Linked DNA regions of Homo sapiens: region 2 is linked to region 1. Evidence: read pairs that join two places in POLR2A ChIA-PET (ENCODE). Cell type or tissue: OCI-LY7. All regions are shown on one strand. Links, peaks and the distances in the headings refer to the core of each region. The heading gives the core; the rest is flanking DNA. Region 1 has its middle 80 kb from the start of FAM161A. Region 2 has its middle 56 kb from the start of XPO1.

The links. Peaks named below come from ENCODE experiments on the same cell type or tissue, not always from the same donor. Only the 100,000 strongest peaks of a DNase experiment are listed, where the experiment ranks them.
Region 2: POLR2A ChIA-PET joins it to region 1 with 19 read pairs; 5 of 35 experiments call an interaction of 5 or more read pairs at or near these places.

Annotation. Positions count from the first base shown.
Region 1 is chr2:61,770,262-61,778,651 of GRCh38, reverse strand. No RefSeq gene overlaps it. Among named protein-coding and RNA genes, the nearest start is that of FAM161A, 80 kb to the left of the region's middle. In OCI-LY7, for the core only: no CTCF peak of the experiment used is centred there; DNase peaks (open chromatin) are centred at 2,491 and 4,121; H3K4me3 peaks cover 848 bases; H3K27ac peaks cover 1,384 bases.
Region 2 is chr2:61,589,927-61,598,316 of GRCh38, reverse strand. No RefSeq gene overlaps it. Among named protein-coding and RNA genes, the nearest start is that of XPO1, 56 kb to the right of the region's middle. RefSeq lists enhancers at 1-489, 1,054-1,618. In OCI-LY7, for the core only: no CTCF peak of the experiment used is centred there; no DNase peak of the experiment used is centred there.

The DNA of each region.
Region 1 (8,390 bases), core at 318-8,317:
TTGAGAAGTTTTCAAGCATTATTTCTTCAAACGCCTTTTTCTTTTTTCTTTTTTTTTGAGACGGAGTCTCACTGTCGCCTAGGCTGGAGAGCAGTGGCATTGTAACCGATCTCAATCCGTGGTGGACTGAACAAAGGCAGGCGAACGTGGGAATAAAGACGAAGACAAAAGATTATATTTGGAAGAAGGGGTCAGAGGGCACCTTGCCTGTAGTGGACAAGGGTCCTGAACAGCCCTCCGTATTTATTTGGCAAAAGAGATAGAGACAAGTGGGGGTGTGGAAGAAGAGGTCAGCTGCTCGGTCTAGAGTAGGCTTGCAAGACCACATTCCTTGAACAGTAGGCTCTAGTTGTCCCAGTAGATAACTTCAAGGAGCCCGGTGCCAGGGAGTGATTGCCCTCAGCAAACCTCCTGGCAGCAGGCACAGTCGTGAGTTTGCTCACATCCTGCATTCATGATAAACAGTTTGCTGTTTGATCATATAGCCTCCAGTGGTCACGATCTCTTTGTCCTTTTCAGCTCCCAACAGGCATGATCGTGGCTCACTGTAAACTCTGCTTCCCAGGTTCAAGTGATTCTCCTGCCTCAGCCTCCCAAGTAGCTGGTATCACAGACACGTGTCATCACACCTAGCTAATTTTTGTGTTTTTAGTAGAGATGGGGTTTCACCATGTTGGCCAGGCTGGTCTCAAACTCCTGACCTCAGGTGATCCTTCCACCTCGGCCTCCCAAAGTGCTGGGATTACAGGCGTAAGCCACCGTGCCTGGCCAAAAACCTTTTTCTACATCACAGTCTTTCTCCTCTCTGGGACTCTAATAATTTACGTGAGGCATTTTAGTACTATCCTACAGATCCCCAAGGCTCTGTTCTTCCTATTTTTTAAGTAATTTTTTCTCTCAGTTGTTCAGATCAGTAATTCTATTATGTACCTTCTAGGTCACTGACTCTTTCCTCTGCCATCTCCATTCTGTTCTGAGCCCATCCAGTGGGTTTTAAATTTTGGCTATTGTATTTTTCAGTTCTCAAATGGAAAAACTGAATACAATAGAAATAGGAAATCATGGCCAGGTGTGGTGGCTCACGCCTGTAATCCCAGCACTTTGGGAGGCTGAAGTGGGCAGCCTCACCTGAGGTCTGGAGTTTGAGACTAACCTGACAAACATGGTGAAACCCCATCTCTACTAAAAATACAAAAATTAGCTGGGCTTGGTGGCAGGTGCCTGTAATCCCAACTACTTAGGAGGCTGAGGCAGGAGTATTGCTTGAATCCAGGAGGCGGAGGTTGCAGTGAGCTGAGACTGCCCCATTGCACTCCAGCCTGGGCAACAAGAGTAAAACTCTGTCCTAAAAAAAAAAAAAAAAAAAAAAAAAAAGGGAAATCTTTGCCAAGACTTTCTTTTTTTTATGTTTTCATTTATTTCAAGGATGTTTTGGAATATTTTTATAACACCTACTTTAATGTCTTTGTCAGATAATGCCAACATCTGTGTCATCTTAGTGTTAGTGTCTATCAATTATCTTTTCCCAGTTTAGATTTTTCTGGTTTCTCAAATGCTGAGTAATTTTAGATTGTATCCTGGATATTTTGAATATTATGCTACGAGACTAGAGGTTTTGTTTAAATCCTGGAGTGAATGTTGACATTTTTGTGTTAGCCATAATCAGTCAGGTTGGGATTAGACTGTAAACTCCAATTAGACTTCTCTAGGTTGTAATTTTAATATCAGTTCTGTTTTTAAAGGCTTTGCAGTGTTATTTGGATCAGTCCTGAATGTTCTTGACCCAGTGGTCAGTCAAGGTCTGAGGCAGGAACTGTGTAGTTCAGTTCTCACAGCCTGTGGTACAGTGTTGAGGATCAGATCCACACATGTACAGCTTGGGAGTTACCTCAGAAATCATAAACTTTTGCTCCTTCCTCTACTCAATTTCCTAGTTTTATCCCAATTCCTTGGGGCTCCCTTTTATAGTTCTCTGATCAGAAAACTTGGGTTTTGTTTTTCATTTTATTTTTGAGACAGAGTCTCTCTCTGTTGCCCAGGCTGAGGTGTGCAATCTCAGCTCACTGCAGCCTTGACCTCCGGGCTCCAGAGATCCTCTCACCTCAGCCTCCTGAGTAGCTGGGACTACAGGCACGCACCACCACACCCAACGGATTTTTGTATTTTTTGTAGAGACAGTGTCTCACTGTGTTGCCCAGGCTGGTCTCGAACTCATGGGCTCAAGTGATCCTCCCACCTCGGCCTCCCAAAGTGCTGGGATTATAGGAATGAGCTGCTGTGCCCAGCCAAGTACATACGCTACTTTTCTGTTCACTTTCCGTAACTACGCTTATGTCTGGAGCGAGGCAGTGGGAGGACAGAGATGAAAAAAGAAAGCAGTGGGGGTTTGCCATTTACCCTACTCTGATTTTTGGGAACACAGCACCTCTGATCAGAGAGGAAAGTTCTCTTTTCTCAAAGTTTTAGGCACCTGCCTGCTCCTCTTACCATTAATGTCATTTTCACTTCTGCTTTTATAGGATTACTTGAGGTTTGGGTGCTAGAGAATGGAGAAAAGAAAAACAAAACAAAACAAAAAACAAAGCACATGAGATTTCCCCCACTTTGTCTGTATATTAGGAAACTCTTTTTCCACCCCTCAAGCCAGATCTAGAAGCCTTCTCCTGGAGCTCTTTCTGTCCACACTGATTTGGACTTCAGGCTTTTGGGCTGCACAAGTCCAGACTAGGGATATCAGAGGGGAAAAAATGGTAAGCTCTCTGCATGTTCAGTGGTACTTCATATTCATGCCTTCTTCTCCAACCTTTCTGTTTCGATTTACTTTTCAGTCCTCAAGTTTGGGAGCCATGCATTCTTTCCAGGTTAATAGCTACATTCAGTAGGAGAGATAGGTTGGGATTTGCTCACTCCATCTTACTTGGAACTAGAAACTTCCTAAAGCAGTGATGTTACAAGAAGATAATTTGAATTACAGTTTTCTAGTTTTACAATATTTTAAAGCTGATTGAATATAAATAATTTAAAAATATATTTCCAGGCCCAAATATTAACATTATAATTTAAACTACTGGATCCATCATTGACCCTTTTAATAATTGGAAGGTTTAAGACTCCCACACTCAATATATTAGAAAAATAATACATTCATGTTCATTCTCCCATTTTTTGTGTTTCTCTTTCAATATAGCACATTTACTACTAATGCTCATTTATCCCATCAAAAATGTCACATAAAAACTGGAATAATTCAGAAATTTGGAGTGGGATTCATTTACGATTTATAAGTTACCTGGTAGAGTTTGACTTATAAGAAAGCACATTGTGAGGGCCGGGTGTGGTGGCTCACGCCTGTAATCCCAGCAATTTGGGAGGCCAAGGCGGGCGGATCACCTGAGGTTGGGAGTTCGAGACCAGCCTGACCAACATGGAGAAACCCTGTCTCTACTAAAAATACAAAATTAGCCGGGCATGGTGGCACACGCCTGTAATTCCAACTACCCGGGAGGCTGAGGCTGGAGAATTGCTTGAACTTGGGAGGCAGAGGTTGCAGTGAGCCAAGATCACACCATTGCACTCCAGCCTGGGTGATAAGAGTGAAACTCTGTCTCAAACAACAACAACAACAGCAAACAGTACATGGTGAGGCTAGGTGCAGTAGCTCATGTCTGTAATCCTATCCCTTTGGGAGGCTGAGGCAGGCAGATTGCTTGAGCTCGGGAGTTCGAGACCAGCTGGATAACATGGTGAAACCCTGTCTCTACAAAAAAAAAAGAAAATTAACTGGGCATGGTGGTGTGCACTTGTAGTCCCAGCTACTTAGGAGACTGAGGCAGGAGGATCACTTGAGCCTGGGAGGTCGAGGCTGCAGTGAGCCATGATGGTGCCACTGCACTCCAGCCAGGGTGACAGACTGAAACCCTGTCTAAAAAAAATTTTTTTAAATAAAGTACATAATGAAACATATATAAGGTTTAGTGTTAGCTAGGATTTGGCTCAGCTTTGAATGATGAAAAAAGAAAAACCCAGAATAACTGTAGCTTACATCATATATGTCTATTTTTCTCTTACATAAAGTAGGAAGTAAGTGCCCCAAGTTGGATATGGTGCTTCATTGTGTCAGAAACCCAGGTTCCTTCTTTCTGATGTTCTGCCATGAGTGACCTTGATTTCTTCCTATTTCTCTCATGATCTAAAATGGTTGTAACATAGCTCCAGCCATCTCAGGAAGAAGGAAGGGTAAAGGAGAAAGCACACAGTTCTTCTGTGTGCTTTTAAGGACACGTCCTGAAAGCTGTACATAATATTTCTGCTTATATCTTTTTGGCCAGAACATACTCACAAGGCTACACCTTGCCACAAGAAAGACTTGGAGATGTATTTATATTCTGGGCAGTTATATCCACTTAAAAGTTGAGGATGCTGTTACCATTGAAAGAGGAAGAATGATTTTGAGGGTCAACTAGTAATTTCTGCCACAAGACTGTGTCCCTAAGAAATCCTTATGTTGTAAATAGCGGAAACTAAATTCAAATTAGCATAAACAAAAAAGAAGATATATATATGCTTATTTAACTGAAAAGACAGAGGTAAAGGAAGCTTTAGAGCTAATTTGATTCAGGGGAATTTTTTCTTTTTTGAGACGGAGTCTTGCTCTGTTGCCCAGGCTGGAGTGCAATGGCTCGATCTCGGCTCACTGCAAGCTCCGCCTCCCAGGTTCAGGCGATTCTCCTGCCTCAGCCTCCCGAGTAGCTGGGATTACAGATGCCCGCCACCATGCCCGGCTAATTTTTGTATTTTTAGTAGAGACAAGGTTTCACCGTGTTAGCCAGGATGGTCTCGATCTCCTGACCTCAGATGATCGCCTGCCTCAGCCTCCCAAAGTGCTGGGATTACAGGCGTGAGCCACCGCACCCGGCCTGATTCAGGGCATTTTTAAGATCTTAATGTACCTGATATAGTTTGGGTATTTGTCCCCGTGCAAATCTCATGTTGAGAAGTAACCCACATGTTGGAGATGGGGCCTGGTGGGAGGGGAGGTGTTTGGTCATGGAAGTGGATTCCTCATGGCTTGGTGCTATCTTTGCAATAGTGAGTGAGAACTCACAAGATCTGGTTGTTTGAGTGTGTAGAACTCCCCACCCTGCCACTCCCTCTTGTTCCTGCTTTTGACGTGTGACATGCTTGCTCCCTCTTTGCTTTTCACCATGGGTAAAAGCTCCCTGAGGCCTCCCCAGAAGCTGAGCAGATACTGGCACCATGCATCCTGTGAAACCTGCAGAACCGTGAGCCAATTAAACTTCTTTTCTTCATAAATTACCCAGTCTCAAGTATTTCTTTATAGCAACACAAGAATGGCCTAATACTGTACCCAATTTCATTTTTCTAGTAGCTTACTGCTCTGTGAACTTCATTATAAGGCTAGCTTCCTTCTTTATGGCAAAATGTCCTCAGAAGTCACAAGCTTCACATCTGCACATAACAGTGCCCAGAAGGAAAGAAAGCGTTCAGTTCCGGTAGCTATTGTGACAAATTATCACAGTATGCCCAGACTGTCCTGGATTTTGCACTGAAATTTCTATGTTCAGGGAAATGTTGCAGTCCCAGGCAAACCACGATGGGTGGTTATCTACCTGGTAGTTCTCTCACAAGGATTCAGGACCTTCTTTTTCAGAGTCCCCCAGGTAACCTCTCATATCTCACTGGCTCAATTTGGGCATATTCCCCTTTAGCCCGGGGAATAGTAGGCACCGATTTGCTTAGACCTGGCAATTATTGTGAAAAGAGCCATAGAACTGCCTGATTAAATAAGCAAATCAGAGGTAATCTCTGAAAATAAGAACTCAATCATCCCCTACCCTATAATCACATGGCTGCAACACAAGTTGGGAGACACAGCTACAATGTCCATAAGACTGAACTAACATCATACTAGAAATGTTTAGCATTTATAAAGCAGAAGCCCCACATGACACCACATGACTTCCTATCTGAAAAGTCAATGAAATTCTATCAAGGGGAAATTGTTCTAGCTGTAGAAAAATGTGTTCATAGAGATTTTTGCTCATTTGTCTAAGCAAATCAGTGCCTAATATTCCCCTCAGTAAAGGGAACACGCTTCAAGTTGAGCCAATGAGATAAGAGAGAATATCTCGAGGACAGGTTGGCACAAAACTACGCTCATATTCATACAACAGTGGCCGCAGTAGCACTTGATATTATTTCACTTTCTTATGTCCTATGCTGAAGCTGGGGACAGCAAATAATTTGGTCAAAGTAGTCATGCTGAAATAAGGTTAAATGTAATTTTAAATAATCCCATATAAGACTGTGGTCTTTATGAGGTATTCTGTCTACTACTGACTCATATTTGGTACCCTTTATGTGGTGCTTCTCCTAAACGGGGATTATATATCCCCTTCCTGAGGAAATCAGTCATGTAATTTGCTTTGACCAGTAAAATGTGAGTGAACAGGACGTGTGTGAACTCCCTGGCAGGAGTTTGGAGAGCCAGTGGTTCGCTATGTTCTGCTTTCTCTCTGCCATGATGACCAAGTGTCCCAGTGTAGCATAAGTGGAAAAGAAATCTCTGTTCTAAGTCCTTGAGAATTGGAGGGCATTTCTTACTACAGAATCATTAGCCTACCCTGCACATGGTTTGCTTCCTTCAACATTCCTTTCTAGCCTCTTCTCTCTCCTGCTTTTGCTTTTTGTGTGTTTAGTTTCTCCCTTTGTATTTTACCACAGTCTTGCTCTTAGAATTTGAGTCAATGCAAAGCAGAGAAACAGTTAACTAGCCTGGAGCCTTGAAAGATTGTCTTGTTGTCCTACACTGGCCAGATACTTTCAAAAAGAATCTTGGGCATATTACCTCCTAGACAGAAAACTAGAAACCGAAGCATTAAACAAATGCTTACATTTAACTAGCTTTTAATTATTGACTTCACAGTAAACTCTTCAAATAAATTTATAAATGTAATTTTTTTAAAAAAACTATACATTTATAAATTTAAAACAATTTAAATTTATATTAGTCCAGCAACTTTTTTTTCTGTTCTCTATAACAATAATACTAACATAAAATAGGAAATGAAGGCTTTTAAAAATATTTAACACTCTGGTCCCTTGAAGAGAGAATATCAACAAGGCCGGGCACGGTGGCTCAGGCCTGTAACCCCAGCACTTTGGGAGGCTGAGGCGGGTGGACTGCCTGAGGTCAGGATTTCAAGACCAGCCTGGCCAACATGGCAAAACCCTGTCTCTAAAAAAAAAAAAAAAATTGGTTTGGTGTGGTGGCACATGCCTGTAGTCCCAGCTACTCAGGAGGCTTAGGCAAGAGAATTGCTTGAACCAGGGAGGCGGAGGTTGCAGTAAGCCGAGATAGTGCTACTGGACTCCAGCCTGGATGACAGAGCAAGACACTGTCTCAAAAATAAAAATAAAAAAAGAAAGAGAATGTCAACAACAACAAAAACCCTTCAATTATCTTCCAAGCTCACATGGAAAATGATTCTATCACTTCATGATTTTAAAGATTCCTAGATACCTGCCCTAGATATTCTGATTCAGTAGGTATTTTGGAAATTACTGTGTTCAATAACTAAATCACTAGCATCACTGGCACAAAGATGATTAGCCCTCAACCCTCAGGTTGTATCTTTCTCTTTCAAGTATTAGTCAGGAAACATTGGAATGCCTGCCACACCCTCAAATCTATGAGAAACTGCCCTGGCCACACTTCCAGCCAAGCAGAGTGACTGGGCTATTTCTTGAGTATGGAAGTTTTATTCCATATTACCTTGTATTCCTCTTCTGCTTTGCAGTGGACCAAAGGCAGCTAAGCTGCCCAAGCAGGAGGTGACAAATGATGACAAAGAAATAGGATTCTTTCTGAGTTTGGCCATCAGAACTGGGAAATGTGAAGAAAATTTAGTTGGCAATGACAGAAGTAGGGGAAAATGCCCCCAAGGGAAGTAGAGATCAAGAGAATAGCCGAATCATGTTAAGGGTGGAATACCACTCTTAAAGAGTCTCCAAACTGCAACTGAGGGATTACCAAAATAATCTGGTTTTAGAGATGGATCCTGTGATTTCTGTCTGCATGGGACTTGTCTGTGCTTTGATTACTGCTCTAGGATTTCTGTGGGATTCTTCTGTCTCTTATTGACTCACACAGCCTTGTAATAAATCTCCATTACTTGAGACAGCCTGAATAAGTCATTATTGCTAACATACTCATATTGTCATTCATTAGGACCTCCAATTTCTGTGGAACCTTACATTACTCTAAATCTGCAGTATTTCTCAAAGTGTTGTGTGAATTCCCTACCTCATACAATAATTTAGAGTTCCAGTCATCTCTGAATTATTGAATCCAGGGGTGGAGCACAAGA
Region 2 (8,390 bases), core at 35-8,034, 180 kb after region 1:
AAAAAGATATTCATAGGAAGCTAATATATTGAGTATGAATATTAGCACATATGTAAAATAAGAAAATATTACTTTTATTCCCAAATTTGGGCTTCCATTCAACTAAAGTGATAGGAATGTAATAATCAATCACTGTTGAGGGCAGCCTATGTGGTACCTGGGATACCAGAAGAGCTCACATTTCTAGCCTGTAATGCCCAAAAATCCCGGCCTTAGGCCATGTGGTCCCCTACCATGCAATAGTACTCTATTCCATGGGGTGTGGGCATTTTTGCCCAAGCAGAACACCTTGAGGTCCTAAACACCAGCATCCACTCTAAAGTCTTTACCCCTCCCTGGGTCCCCAAAATAGTAATAAAGTTCATGAGACTCCAGGACCCTTCCTTGTCTTCCCCACTCCCACTTCATTCCTCTCCCAGGCAGATAGCTCTCTCTTTCTTCCCTCCCTTTCTCCACTGGTTTTAACACTTTTACAAAAGACCGGAAGAGCGTTTGGCTTTAAGCGGCTATTGGCTTTCCCTCTTGCAAAATTCCTAGGAAGGGAATTACAAAAGACCTAGACACAAAGGACCTGTGTAGAGTGGGGCGAGCGGGGTTGTGTGGGGGCTGAGAAATACTGTAGTGAGCAAAACACACTGCTACAATTAATAAATTAACATCACAAAAAACTGTCCTGTCACATAAATATAGCCTACTATTTTATCTTTTTCTACCAGGATCTATTTTTGTTTTTTTAATTTTTAGTAGAGACAAGATTTCGCCATGTTGGCCAACATGGTCTCAAACTCCTGGCCTCAAGTCATCCACCTGCCTTAGCCTCCCAAAGTACTGAGATTACAGGTGTGAGCTACCAGACCCAGCCATGATCTATTTCCATTTCGATGACTTCTTTCCTCTTCTGTACAAATAGAACTGGTAAATTCTGACTCTTTCGTAGTCTTTTCTTTTTTTTAAGGTTCTTTATAAACCTTGAAACTTCTGTTTGCATTTGTCATATACCTGTGGATTTTTTTTTTTTTTCCTTTTGTGGGGGTTGGGGAGTGGCGGATAAAGCAGGCTCTCCATTTATTGCCCAGGCTAGAGTGCAGTGGCTCACTGCAGCCTCAGACCTCCTGGGCTTAAGCCATTTGCTTGCCTCAGCCTCCCAAAGTGCTGGGATTATAGGTGTCAGCCACCATGCCCAGCCCTTGTGAATGTTTCTAATACTAAGTTTTATCTATACTAGCTAATTTAACCTGTCTGCTCGCTTAAGAGATTTGTGGACACACCTTAATCTATTAGTGAGATATTTACAAAATAATAGATTAGGCTAGGATGGATTCTTTCTGTCTGAAGATAACAAATCTATATTTGTGTATGTGTATGTATGTTTGGTGCTCTTATTTTTATTATTATTTTTTATCGTTTTTTGAGGCAGCGTGTCCCTCTGTCGCCCAAGCTGGAGTCAATGGCGTGATCTCTGCTCGCTGCAACCTCTGCCTCCCAAGCTCAAGTGATTCTCATGCCTCAGCCTCCCACGTAGCTGGGATCACAAGCATGCACCACCAGGCCTGGCTAATTTTTTGTATTTTTAGCAGAGACAGTGTTTCACCATGTTGGCCAGCCTGGTATTGAGCTCCTGGCCTCAGGTGATCTGCCTGCCTTGGCCTCTAAAAGTGCTGGAATTACAGGTATGAACCACCGTTCCCGGCCCTTTGTGCACTTATTTTTAGTTATTATTTTTATTATTATTATTGTGGCAAAATGTACATAAAATACAGATTACCATTTTAAAGTGTACAGCTCAGTGGCTTTAAATACAATGTTGTCCAACCATCACTATCTAGTTCCAGAAATTTTTTTATCACCCCAACTGGAATCCTGGTACTCATTTTTTTTGTTGCTTATTTTTATTTATTTATTTATTTATTTTATTTTATTTTTTTTTTTTTTGAGACGGAGTCTCGCTCGCTCTGTCACCCAGGCTGGAGTGCAGTGGCATGATCTAGGCTCACTGCAAGATCTGCCTCCCGGGTTCATGACATTTTCCTCCCTCAGCCTCCAGAATAGCTGGGACTACAGGTGCCCGCCACCAAGCCTGGCTAATTTTTTGTATTTTTAGTAGAGATGGGGTTTTACCATGTTAGCAGGATGGTCTCGATCTCCTGACCTCGTGATCTGCCCGCCTCGGCCTCCCAGAGTGCTGGGATTACAGGCGTGAGCCACCGCGCCTGGCCTATTTTTTTTTTTTTTTTTTTAAGAAATGAGGTCCCGCTCTGTCAACCAGGCTGGAGTGCAGAGGCACTATCATAGCTCACTGCAGCGTCAAACTCATTGGCTCAAGCGATCCTCCTGCCTCAGCCTCCCAAGTAGCTGGAATTACAGGTGTGTACCACGATGCTCAGCTATTTTTTAAGCAGTCATTCCTTGATGTCCCCCTCAATCTTGTATTTGTAGAGTTTCTCTAGTAATTTTTTTCATCCAGTATAATACATTCACAATCTAAAATACATAAGGCCAGGCATGGTGGCTCATGCCTGTAATCCCAGCACTGTGGCAGGCCGAGGAGGGTGGATCACTTGAGGTCAGGAGTTCGAGACCAGCCTGGCCAACATGGTAAAACCCCGTCTCTACTAAAAATACAAAAATTAGCTGGGTGTGGTGGCGCATGCCTGTAATCCTAGCTACTGGGGAGGCTGAGACCCAAGAATTGCTTGAACCTGGGAGGCGGAGGTTGCAGTGAGCCGAGATCATGCCACTGCACTCCAGCCTGGGCAACAGAGCAAGACTCCATCTTAAAAAGTAAAAATAGAATACATAAATTTCCAGCCAGGCCTATAATCCCAGCACTTTGGGAGGCCAAGATGTTCAGATCGCTTGAGCTCAGGAGTTTGAGACCAGCCCGGCCAACATGGTGAGACCCTGTGTCTACTAAAATACAAAAAATTAGCCCGGCATGGTGGCAGGCACCTGTAGTCCCAGCTACTCAGGAGGCTGAGGCAGGAGAATCACTTGAACCCCGGAAGAAGACGTTGCAGTGAGCCAAGATCGTGCCACTGCACTCCTGCCTGGGTGACAGAGGGTGACTCTGTCTCAAAAAAGAAAAAAAAAAACAACATAAGATTTCCCACTATTTCGCACTCTACCTTGTTTCTCTGGAGTGTGCTTCCGCAGTTCCTTATGCAGATGTAAGCAAAATTCTCCTCATTTTTACACAGAACGTACCATCTTAAAAAGTTTTGAACTTTGCATCTTTTTTCACTTAAAAATACATCCTTGGCCAGGTACAGTGGCTCAAGCTTGTAATCCCAGTACTTTGGGAAGCTGAGGCAGGGGGATTGCTTAAGCCTGGGAGTTAGAGATCAGCCCACACAACATGGCAAGACCCTGTCTCTACAAAAGCAAGAAAAATTATCCAGGCGTAGTGGTGCACACCTGTAGTCCCATTTACTCAGGAGACTCAGGTGGGGGGATCACTTGAGCCCAAGAGGTGGAGGTTGCAGTAAGCTCTGATTGTGCCACTGCACTCCAGTCTGGGTGACAGAACAAGTCCCTATCTCTAAAAAGAAAAAAAAAATGGCATTTTACATATAAGGTAACCGTAAGTCCTGTTTTGTTTGGGAAAGACCCTGTTATGTGTTATGCCTGCTTTTTAAATGTTTGAGAAATTATATGATCACTCTTTTTTTTCTTTATTTTACTCTTAGTTCTGGGATACAAGTGCAGAATGTACAGGTTTGTTACATAAGTATACATGTGCCATCGTGGTTTGCCGCACCTATCAAGCCATCCTCTAGGTGTTAAGCCCCGCATGCATTAGGTATTTGTCTTAATGCTCTCCCTCCCCTTGCCCCCTACCCCCGACCTATGTGTGATGTTCCCCTTCCTGTGACCACGTGTTCTCATTGTTCAACTCCCACTTATGAGTGAGAACATGCGGTGTTTGGTTTTCTGTTCCTGTATTTGCTGAGAATGATGGTTTCCAGTTTCATCCATGTCCCTGCAACGGACATGAGCTCATTGTTTTTTATGGCTGTATAATATTCTATGGTGTACATGTGCCACATTATCTTTATCCAGCCTATCATTGATGGGCATTTGAGTTGGTTCCAAGTCTTTGCTATTGTAAATAGTGCTGCAATAAACATATGTGTGCATGCGTCTTTATAGTAGAACGATTCATAATCCTTTGGGTATATACCCAGTAATAGGGCTGCTGGGTCAAATGGTATTTCTGGTTCTAGATCCTTGAGGAATCGCCACATTGTCTCCCACAATGGTTGAACTAATTTACACTCCCATCAACAGTGTAAAAGCTTTCCTATTTCTCCACAGCCTTGCCAGCATCTGTTGTTTCCTGACTTTTTAATAATCACCATTCTAACTGGCATGAGATGGTATCTCATTGTGGTTTTGATTTGCATTTATCTAATGACCAGTGATGATGAGCTTTTTTTCACGTTTGTTGGCTGCATAAATGTCTTCTGTTGAGAAGTGTCTGTTCATATCCTTCGCCCACTTTTTGATAAGGTTGTTTGTTTTTTTCCTTGTAAATTTGTTAAAGTTCCTTGTAGAGTCTGGATATTGGACTTTTGTCAGATAGGTAGATTGCAAAACTTTTCTTCCATTCTTAGGTTGCCTGTTCACTCTGATGATAGTTTCTTCGTTGTGCAGAAGCTCTTTAGTTTAATTAGATCCCCTTTGTCAATTTTGGCTTTTCTTGCAATTGCTTTTGATGTTTTAGTCATGAAGCCTTTGCCCATGCCTATGTCCTGAATGGGATTGCCTAGGTTTTCTTCTAGGGTTTTTATGGTTTTGGGTTTTACATTTAAGTCTTTAATCCATCTTGAGTTAATTTTTGTATAAGGTGTAAGGAAGAGGTCCAGTTTCTGTTTTCTGCAAGTGGCTAGCCAGTTTTCCCAGCATCATTTCTTAAATACGGACTCCTTTCCCCCATTGCTTATTTTTGTTAGGTTTGCCAAAGATCAGATGGTTGCAGATGTGTGGTGTTATTTCTGAGGTCTCTGTTTTGCTCCATTGTTCTATATATCTGTTTTGGTATCAGTACCATTCTGTTTTGGTTACTGTAGCCTTGTAGTATAGTTTGAAGTCAGATACGTGATGCCTCCAGCTTTGTGCTTTTTGCTTAGAATTGTCTTGGCTATACAGGTTCTTTTTTGGTCCCATATGAAATTTAAAGTAGTTTTTTCTAACTCTACAAAGAAAGTCAAAGGTAGCTTGATGGGAATAGCATTGAATCTTTAAATTACTTTGGGCAGTATAGCCATTTTTTTGTATCTTTAGTAGAGAAGGGGTTTCACCATCTTGGCCAGGCTGGTCTCAAACTCATGACCTCATAATCCACCCGCCTCGACCTCCCAAAGTGCTGGGATTACAGACATGAGCCACCACGCCCAGCCTGAAAATTCTTTTCTTTAAGAATGTTGAATATTGGCCCCCACTCTCTTCTGGCGTGTAGGGTTTCTGCAGACAGATCTGCTGTTAGTCTGATGGGCTTCCCTTTGTAGGTAACCTGACCTTCCTCTCTGGCTGCCCTTAACATTTTTTCCTTCATTTCAACCTTGGAGAATCTGACTATTATGTGTCTTGGGGTTGCTCTTCTTCAGGAGTATCTTAGTGGTGTTTCTGTATTTCCTGAATTCGAATGTTGGCCTGTCTTGTTAGGTTGGGGAAGTTCTCCTGGATAATATCCTGAAGTGTGTTTTTCAGCTTGGCTCCATTCTCCCCGTCAGTTTCAGGTACCCTAGTCAATCGTAGGTTTGGTTTTTTCACATAGTCCCATATTGCTTGGAGGCTTTGTTCGTTCTTTTTCATTCTTTTTTCTCTAATCTTGTCTTCACACCTTATTTCAGTGAGGTGATCTTCAATCTCTGATATCCTTTCTTCCGCTTGATCGATTTGGCTATTGATATTTGTGTATGCTTTATGAAGTTCTCATGCTGTGTTTTTCAGCTCCATCAGGTCATTTATGTTCTTCTCTAAACTGGTTATTCTAGTTAGCAGTTCCTATAACCTTTCATCAAGGTTCTTAGCTTCCTTGCATTGGGTTAGAACATGCTCCTTTAGCTCAGAGGAGTTTGTTATTACCCACCTTCTGAAGCCTACTTCTGTCAATTTGTCAATCTCATTCTCGGTCCAGTTTTGTGCCCTTGCTAGAGAGGAAAGGAGTTGCAATCATTTGGAGAAGAGGCATTCTGGTTTTTGGAATTTTCAGTGTTTTGGGGCTGGTTTTTCCTCATCTTCGTGGATTTATCTACCTTTGATTTTTGAGGCTGATGACCTTTGGATGGGGATTTTTTGTGAGGGTCTTTTTTGTTGATGTTGGTGTTGTGCTTTCTGTCTGTTAGTTTTTCTTCTAATAGTCAGGCCCCTGTTCTGCAGGTCTGCTACAGTTTGCTGGAGGTCTATTCCAGACCCTATTCACGTGGGTATCACCAGTGGAGGCTGCAGAACAGCAAAGATTGCTGACTGCTCCTTCCTCTGGAAGTAGTTTCTTCCTAGAGGGGCACTGGCCTGAGGCCAGACGGAGCTCTTCTTTATGAAATGTCTGTCGACCCCTGTTGGGAGGTGTCTCCCAGTCAGGAGGCACCAGGGCCAGGGACCCACTTGAGGAAGCAGTCTGTCCCTTAGCAGAGCTGGAGCACTGTCCTTTTCTTTTTGTTTTTTTTTTTTGTGACACAGTCTGACTCTGTCACCCAGGCTAGAGTGCAGTAGAACAATCTTGGCTCACTGCAACCTCTGCCTCCTGGGTTCAAGCAATTCTCCTACCTCAGCCTCCTGAGTAGCTGGGATTACAGGCATGTGCCACCATACCTGGCTAATTTTTGTATTTTTAGTAGAGATGGGTTTTTGCCATGTTGGCTAGGCTGGTCTCAAACTCCTGACTGCAGGTGATCCACCTGCCTCAGCCTCCCAAAGTGCTGGGATTACAGGTGTGCACCACTGCACCCAGCCAATTATATGATCACTCTACATGGGGTTTGCAGCCCACTTTTTTTTTTTTTCACACACGGTTACACTCTGTTTCCTGGGCTGGCGTGCAATGGTGTGATATCTGTTGCCCCCCTTCCTTTTTTTTTTTTTTTTTTTTGAGATGGAGTCTCGCTGTGTCGCCCAGGCTGGAGTGCAGTCGTGCGATCTCCGCTCACTGCAAGCTCCGCCTCCCAGGTTCACGCCATTCTCCTGCCTCCTGAGTAGCTGGGACTACAGGCGCCTGCCACCACACCCAGCTAATTTTTTGTATTTTTAGTAGAGACGGGGTTTCACCATGTTAGCCAGTATGGTCTCGATCTCCTGACCTCGTGATCTGCCCACCTCAGCCTCCCAAAGTGCTGGGATTACATGCGTGAGCCACCGCGCCCAGCACACTTTTTATTGAATACAAATTATAGGAAGTTTTAGAAGCTGTGTCCATAGTTGACTAGTTAATAAATATTTCTTGATTGAGCCACTATGGGTCTCAGGTTATAGTGAAATATATAATAATGTACAAGTGATCTCTAGCCTATTGTTAATCTTGAAAATTAACTGGAATGTGTTATTTATCCACCTCACAGAAGTGCTCAGAAATAAATAATAAATTATCAATTATATTTGAAGGTGCTACTTTGTTTTGGAAAACAAGTTGGCTACAACAATTTATTTTTTGTTTTTTTAGAGACAAGGTCTCACATTCACAGGCTGGTGTGTGGGGCATGTGGAATGAGTATAACTCACTACAGTCTGGAACTCCTGAGCTCAAACCATTCTCCTGCCTCAGCCTCTGGAGTAGCTGGTACTAGAGCATACATCATCATGCTCAGCTAATTTTTCTTCTTCCTCTTCTTCCTCTTCTTCTTCTTCCTTCTTCTTCCTTCTTCTTTCCTCTTTCTCTTCCTTTTCTTCTTCCTCTTTTATTATCCCCATTGTTAAGCACACTCAGCTAATTTAAAATATTTTTTTGTAAAGAGAGGGTCTGGCTACTATGCTCAGACTACTCTTGAATTCCTGGCCTCAAGCAACCCTCCTGCCTTTGACTCCCAAGGTGCTGGAATTACAGGCGTGAGCCACTTCACGGGGCCAAGAAATTTATTTCACACACATATGTACACAGATATTCAAATGTGATTACTAGAAACTATCCATTGTAACATTTAATAGCAAAAACTGGAAAAAAACAACATAAATGTTCATTAAGAGGGGACTAGTTAAATAAGGCACCCAATGAAATGCTATGCACCCATTAAAAAGATGGGGCATCAAGAGAACAAGAAGATGAGCCGGGCGGAGTGGCTCACGCCTGTAATCCCAACACTTTGGGAGGCCGAGGCAGGCAGATCACGAGGTCAGGAGATCGAGACCACAGTGAAACCCCGTCTCTACTAAAAATACAAAAAATTAGCCGGGCGCGG